Linked DNA regions of Homo sapiens: region 1 is linked to region 2. Evidence: chromatin loops called from intact Hi-C (ENCODE). Cell type or tissue: A673. All regions are shown on one strand. Each heading gives the region's core, and the rest is flanking DNA. Links, peaks and the distances in the headings are about the cores only.

What was found. A loop is a pair of places that touch in the nucleus more often than their neighbours do. Peaks named below come from ENCODE experiments on the same cell type or tissue, not always from the same donor. Only the 100,000 strongest peaks of a DNase experiment are listed, where the experiment ranks them.
Region 1: a loop joins it to region 2, with 4 times the contacts of the local background. A loop is called at or near these places in 4 of 110 quality-filtered maps.

The regions. Positions count from the first base shown.
Region 1 is chr1:190,629,340-190,637,693 of GRCh38, forward strand. All of the region lies in intron 1 of LINC01720 (long intergenic non-protein coding RNA 1720), which reads left to right. Among named protein-coding and RNA genes, the nearest start is that of LINC01720, 8.6 kb to the left of the region's middle. In A673, for the core only: a CTCF peak has its summit at 4,326 (motif pointing right); a DNase peak (open chromatin) is centred at 4,362.
Region 2 is chr1:192,306,358-192,314,711 of GRCh38, forward strand. No RefSeq gene overlaps it. Among named protein-coding and RNA genes, the nearest start is that of RGS21, 6.5 kb to the right of the region's middle. In A673, for the core only: CTCF peaks have their summits at 5,137 (motif pointing left) and 7,261; DNase peaks (open chromatin) are centred at 5,124 and 7,254; H3K27ac peaks cover 3,789 bases.

The DNA of each region.
Region 1 (8,354 bases), core at 66-8,065, 1.7 Mb before region 2:
TCTGGGTATTGTTTCCTGTTGCATTGCTCTATGTGTCTGTTTTTATGCCAGTACCATGCTGTATTGGTTACTATAGCTCCGTAGTGTAATTTGAAGTAAGATAATGTGATTTCTCCAGTTCTGTTGCTTTTGCCCAGTATAACTTTGGTTATTCTGGGTCTTTTATGCTTCCACATAAATTTTACAATGTTATTTCTACTTTATTGAAGAATGTCATTGGTATTCTGATAGGGATTAAAGTGAATCTGTAGATTGCTTGGGTGGTATGGACATTTTTAACAATATTGATTCTTTCAATCCATGAACATAGAATACCTCTCCATTTTTTTGTGTGTGTGTTCACTTTAACTTCTCTCACCAATGTTTCAGTTTTCACTGTAGGAATCTTTAAGTTGTTTGATTAAGTTAATCTCTAGGTATTTAATTGTATTTTCAGATATTATAAATGCTATTACTTTCTTGATTTCCTTCTCAGATTATTTTCTGTTGGCATGTAGAAATGCTACTGACTTTATATGTTAATTTTGTATCCTTCAACCTTACTGAATTTGCTTATCAGTTCTAATAGTTTTTTCGTGGATTATTTAGGTTTTTCCAAGTATAAAATCATGTAATCTGAAAACAAGGATACTTTGATTTTTCCTTTTCAATTGGGATGCCCTTTATCTCTTTCTTTTATGTGATTGCTCTGTCTAGAACTTTCAATGCTATGTTGAATAACAGTGATAAAAGTGGACATCGTTGTCATGTTTCAAATCTTAGAAGAAAGCCTTTCAGTTTTTCCTCATTCAGTATGATACTAGCTTTGGGTCTGTCAGGTATGGCTTTTATTATGCTGATGTATGTTCATTCTTTACCCAGGTTTTTTTACAGTTTTTTTAAATATATATTCTTATTATACTTTAAGTTCTAGAGTTTTTATCATGACAGGGTGTTGAATTTTATCAAATAATTTTTCAACATCAATTAAAATGATCATATTGTTTTCTGTCCTTTATTCTGTTGATATAGTATATCACACTGATTGATACGCCTATGTTGAACCATCCTTGCATCCTTGGGATAATTCCAACTTGGTCATGATGAAGAATCTTTTAATATATTTTTGAATTTTCTTTGCTAGTATTTTGTTAAGGATTTTTGCATAAATGTTCAACAGAGATATTGGCCTGTAGTTTTTTGTTTTATGTGTCTTTGTCTAGTTTTGATATCAGGGTAATACTGGCCTCATAGAATGGGTTTGAAAGTATTCCTTCTGCCTCTGTTTTTTGGAATAGTTTGTGTAGGATTGGCATATGTTATTTAAATATTTGATAAAATTCAGCAGTGAAACCACTGGGTCCTTGACTTTTATTTGCTAGAGTCATTTTATTATGGATTTGATCTCATTACTTGTCATTGGTTTGTTCAGGTTTGAATTTCTTCACAGTTCACTTGTATGTGTCGAGGAATTTATCCATTTCCTCTTTAGAGACTAATATGAGCAACGGTATGCCAATTTATTGGCATATAGTGTAGCCTCTAATGATCACTTGAAATTTTGCACTAACAGCACTAATGTCTCTGTTTTCATCTCTTATGTTATTTATTTGGGTCTTCTCTCTCTCTCTCTCTCTCATTTATTTTCTTCTTAAAAAAAGAGTTTTCAATTAGTCGACCTTTTGTATTTTTCTTTGTTTCAATGTTATTTATGTCCACTTTGTTCTTTATTATTTCTTTTCTTCAACTAGCTTGGCATTTCGTTTGCTCTTGCTTTTCTGGTTCTTTCAGATGAACGTTAGGTTGGCTATTAGGTTTTTTCTTTTTTCTTTTTTTTTTTTTTTTTTTGATGTGGGCACTTATAAACTTCCCTCTTTCTACTGCTTTTGTGGTATCCCATGTATTTTGGTACATGGTGTTTTCATTATAATATTTTTTCAACATTTAAAAAAATGTTATTCTTAATCTGTTCATTGACCCACTGGTCATTTAGGTTTATATCATTTAATTTTCTTGTGTTTTATAGTTTCCAAAATTTTTCTTGTTGTTAATTTCTAGTTTTATTCCATTGTGGTCAAAGAAAATACTTGATGTTATTTCAATATTTTTGAATATTTTAAGACTTGCTTTATGGTTGAACATATCACCTATCATTGAAAATTAGCCATGTGATGAGGAGAAGAATGTTTATTCTGTAGCCATTTGATGAAATATTCTGTAAATATCTACTAAGTCCATTTGGCCTACAGTGCACGTTAAGTCTGATGATTTTCTGTCCAGATGATCTGTCCGATACTGAAAGCGGGATGTTGAAGTCTCCAGATATTATTGTATTTGGGTCTTTCTCTCTCTTTAGCTCTAATGATATTTGCTTTGTATGCCTAGGTGTTCCAAGTGTTGGTTGCACATACATTTACAATTGTTATATCATCTTGTTGTATTGATCCCTTTATCATTATATAATAGCCTTGATAGTTTTTATCTTGAAATCTATATTGTTCATTATAAGCATAGCTATTCCTGCTCCTTTTTGGTTTCTAATTGCATAGAATATCTTTTTTTCCATCCCATTATTTTCAGTCTGTGTGTCCTTACAGGTGAAGTGTGTTTCTTGAGGCAACAGATAAATGGTTCTTTTTTCGTTGTTGTGGTTCATTTTGCCACCCACTCTATGTCTTTTGATTGGAGGATTCAATCCATTTAAATTCAATGTTACTTTGGATAAGTAAGGACTTACTCCTTTTATTTTCTTCTTTGCTTTCTGGTTGTTTTCTGGTCTTCTTTCTCTCCCTTATTTTCTTCCTTCCTGTCTTTCTTTTAGTAAAGGTAATTTTTTTTCAGGTGTTATGTTTTAATTTATTTATATTATTTTTTGTATCCGTTGTATGTTTTTTTCTTTATTTGAGGTCACCATGAGGCTTGCAAATACTATTTTATAACCCATTATTCAAACTGATGACAAGTCAACACTGATTGCATAAATAAACAAACAAGCAAAATGAAAGCAAATAAAAACTCCATATTTTAAACTCATCTCCCCGCATTTTAGCATTTTGTTGTTTCTTTTTATGTCTTACTGTGCTGTCTTAAAAAGTTGTTGTATTAATAGTTAATGTTTTTGATTGGTTTATCTTTCATCTTCCTACTCAAGATATGAGTGATTTAAACACCACAATTACTGTATTATAATTTTCTGTATTTTTATCTGCACTTACTATTACCCATGACTTTTATACCTTTAAATAATTTCTTATTGCTCCATCTTGTCTTTCAGACTGAAGAACTCCCTTTAGCATTGTTTTGTAGGACAGGCCTGGTGTTTATGAAATCCCTCAGCTTTTGTTTGTCTGTGAAAGTCTTCATTTCTCCTTCATGTTTGAAGAATTTTTTTTGCCAGATATTCTATTGTAAGGTAAATGGATTATTTTTTCCTTCAGCACTTTAAATGTGTCATGTCACTCTCTTCTGGTCTGTAAAGTTTCCACTGAAAAGTTTCCTGCCAGAAGTACTGGAGCTCCATTCTATATTATTTGTTTTGTTTTGTTTTGTTTCCTTTTGTTGCTTTTAGGATCCTTTCTTTATCTTTGATTTTTGGGAGTTTGATTATTAAATGCCTTGACATAGTCTTCTTTGGGTTAAATCTGCTTGGTGTTCTATAATCTTCTCTTACTTCAATATTGATATTTTTCTCTAGTTTTGGGAAGTTTTATGTTATTATTCCTTTGACTAATCTTTCTACCACCGTTTCTTTCTCTACCTCCACTTTAAGGTCAATAACTACTACATTTGCCCTTTTAAGGCTACGTTTTTAAATCCTGTAGGTGTACTTCATTGTTTCTTGTTCTTTTTTTTTTTTTTTTGTCTCCTTTGATTGTGTATGTTCATAGAGATTGTCTTTAAATTGACTAATTCTTCCTCCTGCTTGATCAATTCTCCTATTAAGAGACCCTGTATGTTCATCACATTTCTCGACTCCAGAATTTCCACTTGACTCTTTCTAATTATTTAAATCCCTTTGTTAAATTTATCAGATAAAATTCTCAATTCCTCCTCTGTGTTTTCTTGAATTTCTTTGCATTTCCTCAAAACAGCTATTTGAATTATCTATCTGAAAGGTAACATATCTCTGCTTTCCGGGATTGGTCCGTTGTGCCTTATTTAATTCATTTGGTAAGATTATCTTTTTCTGGATGGTGTTCATGGTTGTGGATTTTTGCTGGTGGCTGGGTATTGAAGAGTTAGGCATTTACTGTAGTCTTCACAGTCTTGGCTTGTTTGTACCCTTCCTTCTTAGGAAGGCTTTGCAGGTATTTGAAGGGACTTGGGTGTTGTGATCTAAGTTTTTGGTCACTGCAGCTGTATCTACAGTAGAGGGCACCTCAAGCCCATTAATGTAGTTCTTGCAGACTTGTAGAGGTACTACCTTGGTGGTCTTGGATACAATCTGGCAGAATTCTCTGGATAACCAGGCAGAGGCTCTTGTTCTATTTCCTTACTTTCTCCCCCTAAATGGAAACTCTCTCTGTGTGTGCCAACCTGCCTGGAGCTGGGTGTGGGGTGACAAAATTACCCCTGTGACCACCACCACTAGGACTGTGCTGGGTCAGACCTGAGGTCAGTAAAGCACTGAGTCTCGCCCAAAGCCCGTTGTAACCACCGTTTGGCTACTAGCTGTGTTTGCTGAAGACCCTAGGGCTGTATGATCAGCTGGTAGCAAAAGCTATTCAGAAGTCTTTATGTCCTTCCCTCATGGCAGAAAGTGCCATGGACTTGGGGTCCTGGGCAAATCCAGAGATGCTCTCTGAGAGCCAGTACCTGAAGTCAGATACCCAAAAAAAACACATGATGTGTTATTTCACTGCAGCTAAGCTGACATCAAAATCACAAGACAAAGTTCTTCCAACTCTTCTCTCCCATTTCCTCAGGCAGTGAAGTCTCCGCTTGTGTCTATCACCACTTCAGGCCCATGTGGACTACTGCCAAGGTACTGCTGATGTTTGCTTAGGGCCCAAGGTCTCTTCAGTCAGGTTGTGGTGAATGTTGCTAGGCCTGCTATCACTGGGCAGAACTCAACCTGTGTTCACAGAGGAAGCATTTATGCCAGCCCTAACCAGCGAGGACTCACCTATCCCAGTGGTTGGAACTTAAGTTTTAGCAAACCTCATTTCCATGAGCTACAGTGCTCTGGGGTTCTAAATAAACTTGAAAGGCTCTCTAGGCCACAAGGACTGCAACTCCTAGGCAAGTTCTAGTGCCGTATTGGGCTTGGAGCCAGTAAACTTGTGGGGCATGTGACCCAGTGACACATTCACTCTTTGGGGCAGTAGGCTAGTCTCTGGCCCAGAGTAGGTTCAGAAATGCTGTCCAAGAGCCAAGGCCTGGAATTGGAGGCCCCAAGAGCCCACTTAGTATTATTTCTCACTGTGGCCAAGCTGGCACCTAAACTGTAAGACAAAGTTCCCTTTATTCTTCCCTCTTATTTTCTCAAGAAGGAGGGGTCTTTCCTAACAGCCACCACAGCTGTGAATATGCTGGGTCACACTTGAAGCCTACACACCTCCGAGTCTCACCCAAGACCCATGGTTTGTACTAACTAATTACAACTGCTGATTATTCAAGACCCAAGAACTCTTCAGTCAGGTGATAAATCCCACCAAGACTGAGTCCTTCCTTTCAAGGCAGTTATGTCCCTTCTGGCTCAGAATGTATCTAGAAACATCATTTGGGAGCTAGAACATGAAATGGGGTCCTAACAACTCTTCCCAGTGCCCTATACTACTGTGGCTGAAGTAATATCCAAGTTGCAAAACAAAGTCCTCTTTACTCTACCTTCTCCTCTCCTCAAGCAGAAGGAAGGGCTGTATTTCAGAGCTGTGTTCTGATTTGCCAGGGTTGGGGGAGTAGTGGTGCAAGCCCTTTTTAAACTGTCACTGCTCACATCTCACTGGGTCACATGCCCCACAAGTTCACCGGCTCCACGCCCAGTATGACACTATGACTTGTCTAGGAATTGCAGTCCTTGTGGCCTAGACAGCCTTTCAAGCTTATTTAGAATCCCAGAGCACTGTAGCTCATGGCAACGAGGTTTGCCAAAACTTACGTTCCAGTTTCTTGGATAGGTTGATCCTCTCTGGTTAGAGCTGGCATAAATGCTCCCTCTGTGGGCTCCCTCCAAATTTTGCCCCATGATAATAGCACTGAGTTCCCGCAATTGCTGAACTCTTTGTCGCCTAAGTGCACAGATTCTGTCTGCATGCTACTGGGCCACTGCTAGAGGATGAGGAAGTTGTGATGTAAGTGCTTCAAGACTGTTTTTCCTACCCTCTTCAGTGCCATGTCCAGCAGTGTGAAGTTAAAACCAGGTATTCTGATTGCTCACCTGATTTTTGGTTCTTATGAAGGTGCTATTTTGTGTAGATAGCTGTCAAATTTGATGTTCCTATGGGGAAGACAATTGGTGGATGCCTCTATTTGGCCACCTTTCTCCCTCCCCTCCGTCTCTATCATATTCTTTCAGTATCTGAAATAAAAATACTTGCTGATATATAGTTAGAAGACACATTCTGTTTCTCTGCCAGTGTAAATGGTCTGCTTTATTTTCTAGTCCATCATTTGTAATTTTCTGAGACAGGAATTAGAATAATTTCCTTTGCATACACAGTCATAAATTAGAAATTATACAAATGATTTTCATTTATTTTACTTTTAAATATTTGTTTTACATGTGTTTAACAAGAGGAGAAAATGTTCTTATACACAGATGCATGGCAAGGCATATGTCAGAAGATCTAAAAGTATTTTATTTTTATGGTTTAATACAAATATTTTAAAATGTCTTTGTTAGACATTTCATGTTTGAAAGAAATCCACTAGTTTTGCAGATCCCTTTTACTAACTATAAAATAATCAGAACAGAAAAGTAAACTTTTTTCTCAATATTTTATTTGAAATTTATAATAAATATGAAACTGCTCTTAGTAATTCTAATTAATGTATCTTTCTATTGGTTATATCATAAACCATATATTTGCAAACAATACCACTTCAAACTCAACTTAATCACACTCCATAATAATTACCATAGACAATAGTCATTTTAATATTCTACTAGAACTGTATTATCATTTGCACAACCTACTCACATAATAATTATTTGAAAGTAAATAACTATGAAATTCTAAAACATCTTCAATGACCTTAATTATTTTATTACAAGTTATAATCTTATGATACAAAGATCTAATGGTTTACCTTTGCCTTACTCATGAAAATAATGAAACAAACTATTTTTATTATACATATGAAAGTATTAATTTGATATTTAAAATAAAATCTAATGGTTTACCTTTGCCTTACTCATGAAAATAATTAAACAAACTATTTTGATTATACATATTAAAGTATTAATTTGATATTTAAAATACATCTAATATTAATATATTATGCAGTATGTCCATTTTTTTTAAATGCTACTATATGTGATATTTGCCTCAGAGGTAAAGAATAGAACATATTAAATTAATGTCTTGACCCATAATTTATCACAAACTCCATATGTCAAGTATATAGTGTACCTTATTTTTATTAAGTCAAAATTGATTTAATTGAACTATGTCTTTTTATTTGTAGCCAATTATCATTCAGTCAAATAATTTTGCTTAAAAATTACTAGTATAACTACTCGGGTATATAAGAATTAATTTTCTTTACATCAAGAGTAAGGCTTGTCAATATGAGTTGGAAGCACGGATAGGCTTCTTAATAATTTTTAACACAGATTTGAGTCAATTGACCAGTATAACACTTTCCTGTATTCAAACCTTTAGTTTACCTGTGGCATTTCTATACATAAAAAGGTCTTACCAGGATTCTTAATGGCAAAACTTCATCCATTGTCTTATCAATTCATATGATCAAATTTGACCTTGCTTCTTTGTTTATTTCAGAATAGTATTTGTTCTTTACTTAAAATGACTTAATCTAAATTATATGTTAAGTGATTATAAAGGAAGAAATCTGATTCCATTTTGGGTTTCTTTCTTGTCCTGTCATCTACAGGCATAGTGAAAGTCTTACAAGCTTAATAACTTAAATATTCTCCACTAAATACCTTATTTCTCTCCAAATCATTAGTTCTCCTTTCTGTGGATGTGTAGTTCTCTTTTCAAGAAGAAAGCGTGAAATCTTCCTGAAGATAAACTTGTTTTGTAGTGTTAATAAAATTCTGGTCTAAGTGCCAGTACATTATGAAATCCAGATTTCTGATCTGTGTTTTTTTTCAAAACAAATAATTGTTTTACTAAAATTCAGTCTGGTCTGAATATCAACTTCTACCTCATACATTTTTCAAATCTTTGCTAAATATGTTTTTATCT
Region 2 (8,354 bases), core at 207-8,206:
TTTCAGTATCTATAACACATAAATTCTACATATATTTAGCTATGGTGTTATCAACAACGATGAGAAAGCCTTATCAGAAATATTCAAGCTCCTCCCAGGTGATCATAGCTGAGAAGAAACAGCCTGAAGCTCATTTCCTGAAGGTCTGCAGACTACAGGTGAAAGAAATGATTTACATTCATTCAAGTTTGAAAAACAAATGAAAAAGAGAAGATGTGATTTTTGGCTAAGCTTAAATTGTGTACTTATTTTCCTCCCATTATTTTAGCCACATAACTTAAACAAATGATATATTAAAAAAATAAAAACTGGGAGAAGATGAACTGAATGTAGTCCATGTAGCCGTGTGTGTCATTAAGTGAATGTCATATTAGAGCAAAATAAACAAGGAAAAAAGGACAATAAGAATCTCACTTTAAAGTGTTTTCCTCATAAGGAAGTTTCTATTATTATTTAATGCTATGTTGTGCACTTGTTACACAAAATATAAGCAATCAGTAAGTATTTGTGGTATTAAGTAATACTTTTTTACAATATATTGTTGACAAGACAGAGGGAGTGATATATTTTCGACTAGAGAAATATTACTTTCAGGGAATTTGGCTATTTCAGTTGTTTTTCATGATAGGATTCAGATATCTACAAGAAACTGAATATAAAGAATTATCACCAGGAAGCATTTAAACACATAGGAAATATGATTCTTGATTTGATTTGTTTGGTTGTATATGTATATGGTACAGGGTACATGTAAATGTATATGGTACAAACACAGGCATTATATTGTTTTAATGACCCTTACATTTTTTGAAAAAGAGAAAAAAATAGAGTAAGATTCTCTCAGAATTAAGAGCTACTAAAAAGTTTGATCTGTATTCTAATATGCCTTATTATATCAGGTAAAAAACAAAATAAACTAAAAAGAAACAAACAAACCTGTATTCCATTGTGTTTCTCTCATAATGTTCTTTCAAAAATTTTAGAGCTTAGTTTTGTGCTTTAAATGGCTGTGTTTAGTGCAGCATCTCGAATAGAATAATCTCACTTCTGCCTTCATCACCACAGTCCTGTTCTTTCACCCACATAATATGATATAGACACTGGTTAAAAATGTAAATGAGTGAATGAGGAAAGCCTTCTGCCTACCTTGCAAAGAGTCTCAAGGAATCTTTTACTTGGAATAGTCAAGTGTTTATGAAGTGATAGAAAATGTATTAGTGTTATTCTGTTAACAATTATGAAAAGAGTAATCAGTTCGATTTCCAACTAAATATTTACTGAAGTGTAGCACATATACAGAAAGGTAGGCAAATTGCAATAATTTTATAAAGTACACATTCCTGTGTAAAACCATCCAGATCAAGGAAGAGAAAATTACCATCTTTCTAGAAGCCTCCCTCATGAACTCCTTCAGTCAATACCTCTCCTAAAGGTATTGCTGTTTCTGCCTCCATAGACTAGTTTTGACTGCTTTTGAACTTTATATAAATAAAATTAAATTATAATATTTACTTGTTTAGTTTCTTTTTGTATATGTATTTTGACACAGTGTGTTGCTGTCGCTCAGGCTGCAGTGAAGTGGTGCCTATCAGGGAAACCTGCCCCCAATATTTCAACATAGGTTCTTGCTATTTTCCCTAAGTGTTGGCTGGTCCATGAAATAAAAAGAAAGAGTACAAAGAGAGGAATTTTACAGCTGGGCCACCAGGGGTGACATCACTTATCGGTAGGACAGTGATGCCCACCTAAGCCACAAAACCAGCAGGATTTATTAAGGACTTCAAAAGGGGAGGGGGTGTATGAACCAGGGAGTAGGTCACAAAGATCACATGCTTCAAAGGGCAAAAAGGAGAACAAAGATCACATGCTTCTGAGGCCAATAAAGATCACAAGGAAAAGGGCAAAGCAAAGATCACAAGGTAAAGGGGAAAATCAAAAACTCCTGATAAGGGTCTATGTTCAGCTGTGCATGTATTGTCTTGATAAACATCTTAAACAACAGAAAACAGGGTTCAAGAGCAGAGAACCTCTCTGACCTCAAATTTACCAGGAAGTGGTTTTTTCCTCACCCTAATAAGCCTGAGGGTACTGCAGGAGACCAGGGTGTATTTCAGTCCTTATCTCAACCGCATAAGACAGACACTCCCAGAGCAGCCATTTATAGACCTCCCCCTAGGAATGCAATTCCTTTCCCAGGGTCTTAATTATTAATATTCTTTGCTAGGAAAAGAATTTATTGATATCTTCCCTACTTGCATGTCTGTTTATAGGCTTTCTGCAAGGAGAAAAATATGGCTCTATTCTGCCCGACCCCACAGGCAGTCAGACCTTATGGTTGTCTTTCCTTGTTCCCTAAAATCGCTGTTATTCTGTTCTTTTTCAAGGTGCACTGATTTCATATTGTTCAAACACACGTTTTACAATCAATTTGTACAGTTAGATACAATTATCACAGTGGTCCTGAGGTGACCTACATCCTCAGCTTACAAAGATAACAGGATTAAGAGATTAAAATAAGACAGGCATGGCCGGGGGTGGTGGCTCATGCCTGTAATCCCAGTGCTTTGGGAGGCCAAGGCGGGCAGATCACGAGGTCAGGAGATCGAGACCACCCTGGCTAACACAGTGAAATCCCATCTCTACTAAAAATACAAAAAAATCAGCCAGGCACAGTGGTGGGTGCCTGTAGTCCCAGCTACTTGGGAGGCTGAGGAACCCAGGAGGCCGAGCTTGCAGTGAGCCGAGATAGTGCCACTGCACTCTGGCCTGGGCAAAAGAGCGAGACTCCATCTTAAAAATAAAAAATAAAAAAATAAGATAGGCATAAGAAATTATAAGAGTATTATTTGGGAAGTGATAAATGTCCATGAAATCTTCACAGTTTATCTTCCTCTGCCACAGCTCCAGCCAGTCCCTCCTTTCGGGGTCCCTGACTTCCCACAACAGGTGCCATCATGACTCATTGCAACCTGTACCTCGTGGGTTCAAGCAATTCTCCTGCCTCAGCCTCTGGAGTACCTGGGACTACAGGTGCGCACCACCACGGCCTGGCTTTTATTTTCTTTCTTTCTTTTTTTTTTTTTGGAGAGACAGTGTTTCATCATACTGACCAGACTGGTGTCGAACTCCTGGCCTCAAGCAATCCTCCCACGTTGGCATCCCAAGGTGCTGGGTTTACAGGCATCAGCCACCGCACCCAGCCTCAATATAATCTGTAATGCATTCATGTTGTTGCATGTAGCAAGAGGTCATTCTTTTTCATTGCTGTATTCTTTGTATGACTATTCTACAATGTATTAATTCTTTCTTTCATAAATTCACATTTGGATTGTTTCTAGTATAGTGTTTTTACAAATAACACTGTAGATGAAATTCTGATGCATATCTTTTTTTATACATGTGTATATGCAATTGTTCTGGATAGATACCTAGGAAAGAAATTACCGGGTCATAAGGTTTGCAGATGTTCAGCTTTAAAAGATACTTCCAACCAGTTTTGCAAGATGGTTGTAACAATGCACACTTCCATCAAATCTGTGTGAGGGTTCCTGTTGCTCCACAGTCTTGTTTTTAAATTTTAGACATTATTGTGGGTATATAGTGATTTCATTTTTATTTCTCTAATGACCAATATTGGTGAGCATTTTTTCATATGTTTACTGACTATTTAATATATTCCCTATATATGCTGCATGCACAACTTCGGTCAGATTAAGTATTGCAAATATTTTCTCCAACTCTGTGTCTTGTATGTCCTTTCACCCAATTAGTTTTATTTTATTTATTTATTTATTTATTTGAGACAGAATCTTTCTCTGTTGCCCAGGCTGGAGTGCAGTGACATGACCTCGGCTCATTGCAAGCTCAGTCTCTCAGGCTCGAGTGAAACTTCCACTACAGCCTCCTGAGTAGCTGGGACTACAGGTGCTTGCCACCACACTGGAGTAATTTTTAAATTGTTGTAGAGATGGTATTTCACTTTGTTGCCCAGGCTAGTCTCAAACTCCTGGGTCAATGCAATCCTCCCACCTTGGCCTCCCAAAGTGCTGGGATCACCACACCCAGTTGAATTTATTTTTTTCAATTACTTTATACATAGAAAAAGAGAAAAAAAAACCTTCTTTACATGGCAACAGATAGCCATAGTAAAAAAAAAAAAGAAGATATCTTAAATTAATGATCTCTAGTAGGAGCTCAATAAATATATGTTGAATTAATCAATAAATGATGGCACACATTTTAGTTCTGTTCAATAAAACCCTTATCAAAATATTTTGCCTCATTATTTTGTCCAACATAGTAACAGCAATTTTCTAGAAAAAATAATCATGATCAGGAGAATTTTTAAATACCTCAGAGGCCTCTGAATTTCCCACTGACCAAAGAAGAGAAACATGATATCATTCTTGAAATTTTTAAACACCTGTTGGCAGGTATTTTTGAAACTATAAATCCATGTAAATATAACATATATTGTTTATTTTTAACATTAATTTTAATTCTGAAAGATACAATTAAGGAATTAAACATTGATAAAAATTATTAAGTAGTAGAACAAAAAATGGAAAACGATTGTATTTCATTGGAGGTACTTAGGACTTTGGAACGAGAATATTTACGTTAAAATCAATGTTCACAATCATTCTTAAAAGATATAAGATGATGACTACTCAATTACCATTTATAATTTAAAAAATAAAACTCTTTTCAAACTGCCTGGGAATTGTACTGGATTAAACTAAATTGATTGAAACCTGGATAAAAATCTCCATAGCAAGCATGAATGTGAATAAAACACTGTATGTACGAACAATTTCTTTTGCACTTTGAAAATTGCATGGTTGGAGGAATATACATAAATCTGTATAAACAAAGCAACCATTTAAAAAAGTCATTTTAATTTGAATACTTCTTATAGCCCTTAAATTTCAATAGTTTCAGTATATTAGGGAATCTATTAACATTTCGTCTTGTCAACTCTATCATGTCATAATATATGTTACTTCTCAAGGTAAAATAATAAAAAGGATCATTTAAGAAATGAGACACTCCTTAAAGACTAGCCTTTTAAGAGTGGCATAAAATAAGTGTATCTGCAATAATTTCACTCATATGGTCAACCACTGACATCTATTGGCAAAAGTAGGCAGGCAGGGTTTGGTTAACTTATGAAAGCAGATAAGTTTTTTTTTTTTGATTTTTTGTGGGAACATAGTAGATGTATATATTTATAGAATACATGAGATATTTTGATACAGGCATAGTTTCATTTTTTCATGAATATCCACAGGCTTTTCATTCCCCTATGCCATCCTTTCTCCCTAACTTCCCTCTCCCACTGAGTACTGCTTCCTTGACTTTTTATTTAGTGACCTCTCTCCAGTATTTTAATACTTCTAGACAATAATGCATTATCAAGGTGCCATTACATTAGCCAGCTTCTGGGGGTAACATATTTCATTTATACATTTAATAAATATTTTTAAGAATCTCTACATGCTGTAAACTGTTTTAGGTGCTATGATACAAAAGTAAACAATACAAACAAAAATCTAAGCTTACCTGGAGTTTTCCATTCAAGTAGTCAAGTAGTAAGAGAGAAAATAAACAGAAAAACAAAATAAATGGTATAGTATACCAGTTGGTAATAAGTGCTATTATATGTTATGGATAAAATAAACTAGGGAAGGGGGAAGAAACAATTAGGAAGGAGAAGCTGCAGTGTGTTAGCCATGTTAAGTGTACTGGTCAGAGAAGCCTTCATTTGACATTTAAGTAAATCAGGTGCAGTAGTAAGCCATGGGAATAGCTAACTGGGGAAGGAACACTCAGAAAGAAGGAAAAGCAAGTGTAAAGATGCTTAGGAATAAGGGTGCTTGGACAGGTAGGAAGGCAGCAAGTAGACCAATGTGACAAGAGTGGAGCAAGCAAATAGTTGTGTAATGGGAAACCGTATCAGCGAGGTGGATGGGGACATATTCTGTAGGGATGCTCAGGCCACTCCAGGACATGTTGTTTTTTGTTTTTTGTTTTTTGTTTTTTTTTTTTAGATGGAGTCTCACTCTGCTGCCCAGGCTGGAGTGCAGTGGCATGATCTCGGGTCACTGCAACCTCCACCTCACAGGTTCAAGCAATTGTCCTGCCTCAGTAGCTGGTGGCTGGGATTACAGGTGCCCGCCACTACACTCGGCTAATTTTTTTTTGCATTTTTAGTAGAGAAAGGGTTTCACCATGTTGGCCAGGCTGGTCTCAAACTCCTGACCTCAAGTGATCCACCCGCCTCGGCCTCCCAAAGTGCTGGGATTACCGGTGTGAGCCCGTGCCCAGCTGACACGGCTTTAACTCTGAGCAAGATGTAAAGCCAGGGGAAGGTGTGAGTTGAGGAGTGATATGATCTGACTTGCATTTTAAAAGTACCCCCCAATTGGCCACACTGAGAATACACTGCAGGATTAAAACCCAAAAAGCACAGAGGTAGCTCAGAGACAACTGTAGTAATCCAGGGAAGAGGCAGTTTAGACTTGAATCAATATAATGAAGATAGAGGTGAGTGCGTAAAGACATGATTATATTTTGAAAGTAGAATCAAATAGGTTTGATAAGTGAATGGAAGGGGGAAATGAAAGAAAAAGAAGGGGAAAAGAAAAAGACTGTTAACAAAGCCAAAATTATGTCCTCTCTGCAAGTAAAGATAAACCATAATGGGAAAGCCTGAGATTATTCTTTACTTTTTTGCACTTACATATGTGATAAGTTAATATAATAAAAGAATCTTGTAACATTCTGAACTCAAAGACACTGAATTACTCTTTCATAAGATTTTTAGGGCCATGGGTGTTACAAATGGAAAAGTCCATTATCTTTTCAAGTATATTTCAGATACATTACAAAACACACGATTTGAATTTATTGTAACACTATAGTATTGAATTGTTTCCCATGAGCATTTGATAAATATGTTTTCCAAAGCCTCTTCCTCAAGTCATAAGACATTAATTATTAGATCCCCATTTAACTATAAAATTCTAATTGATAAGACTACTTAGAAAAAATATGATATGACATTCTAATTAGAGCATCAATAATATATCCAGATTTAAATCACTAAGGAGGTATAGACCTTCAATAACATATTTCAATACTGTTTGTAATTTGGATGCTTGATTTATTTCAAAAGTGTCTGTTGGCTAAGTTAACTGATAGCTACCTCTGCATCAGTTATGAAATCCGGACATGCAATCAGCAGCTCCACATGAGACACTCTGGGTGGCACACTCTAATTTCCTTGTATTTCCTCCAACTCTTTTTATATATCTAAAATTGGCCATATATCTTCTGGCAAGCTATTGCTTTATCTACCATATACAGAACTTCTTAGAACAGTTCTAAATTCTATCCTTCAAAACATTTTCTTGAACTTCTTGGCAAAATAATTTTTATTCAAAAATCTATCTCTTTACTGTTTTTATTATACCTTTTCTTTTATGATATTGTTTCCTTAGACAATCCAAATTCATTCTTTCCTCACCCCAACCACTATATTCACTTTAACTTTATGTGCTTAAATTATTCAATTCTAAGTGAAGCTATCTTAGAAATCAATAAACTTAGTTTACAGAGTATTTCCAATGCAAATAATTGTTTAAAACTGTAGTGTATATGTGCATGTGTGTGTAGTCTTGTAAGAAGCATTCAAATTTTATTTTTCGTTTCTTGTTTCTGACCTTCCATTTCCAATATCTTTTGCCTCTCACTGGATTGTGAATGTGCCCTTTCCCTACATCTGAAAATCTTTCAACCTTCACCATTCATTCTAAGAATCAGCAATATGTTACGTTTTTATAGAACCTTTCTTCCAGGGAACAGAGAGTGTTTCACATATATTACCACATTCATCCTTAAAATTTCTCTCACAACACCCATAGCCCTGCTTAAACTATGATTCAGTTGAAACCTCAATCTGTATCTTTAGTTCTTTCTTCCTTGACTGCCTTTCCTATAAACTCTGTAAATCACATTTTTAGAATCCTGCATCTGTAGAAAATATGCATAATTCTATCACTCAGGTGACCTTTCTTTCTAACCCTGTGCTCAGAATTCACCATTTCTATTTCAAAACTTTGCCACAGGCCAGCTAGTAGGCTTTAGGTTACTAAGGTCTTACTACTTCTCTCTGTAACTTCACTTTTTCTTTGTAATAGTGAAATAATCTGACTTGATTATCATACTGTGATTACCTCCTTTTTTTAACTACGTCACTTAAATTTGCTCTAAACTACATTTGTGTCCCTTTTACACTTGACCTTAGCCAAAAGGCTGAGAAGTGATTGTGTATTTTAAATGTATTTTCTTTT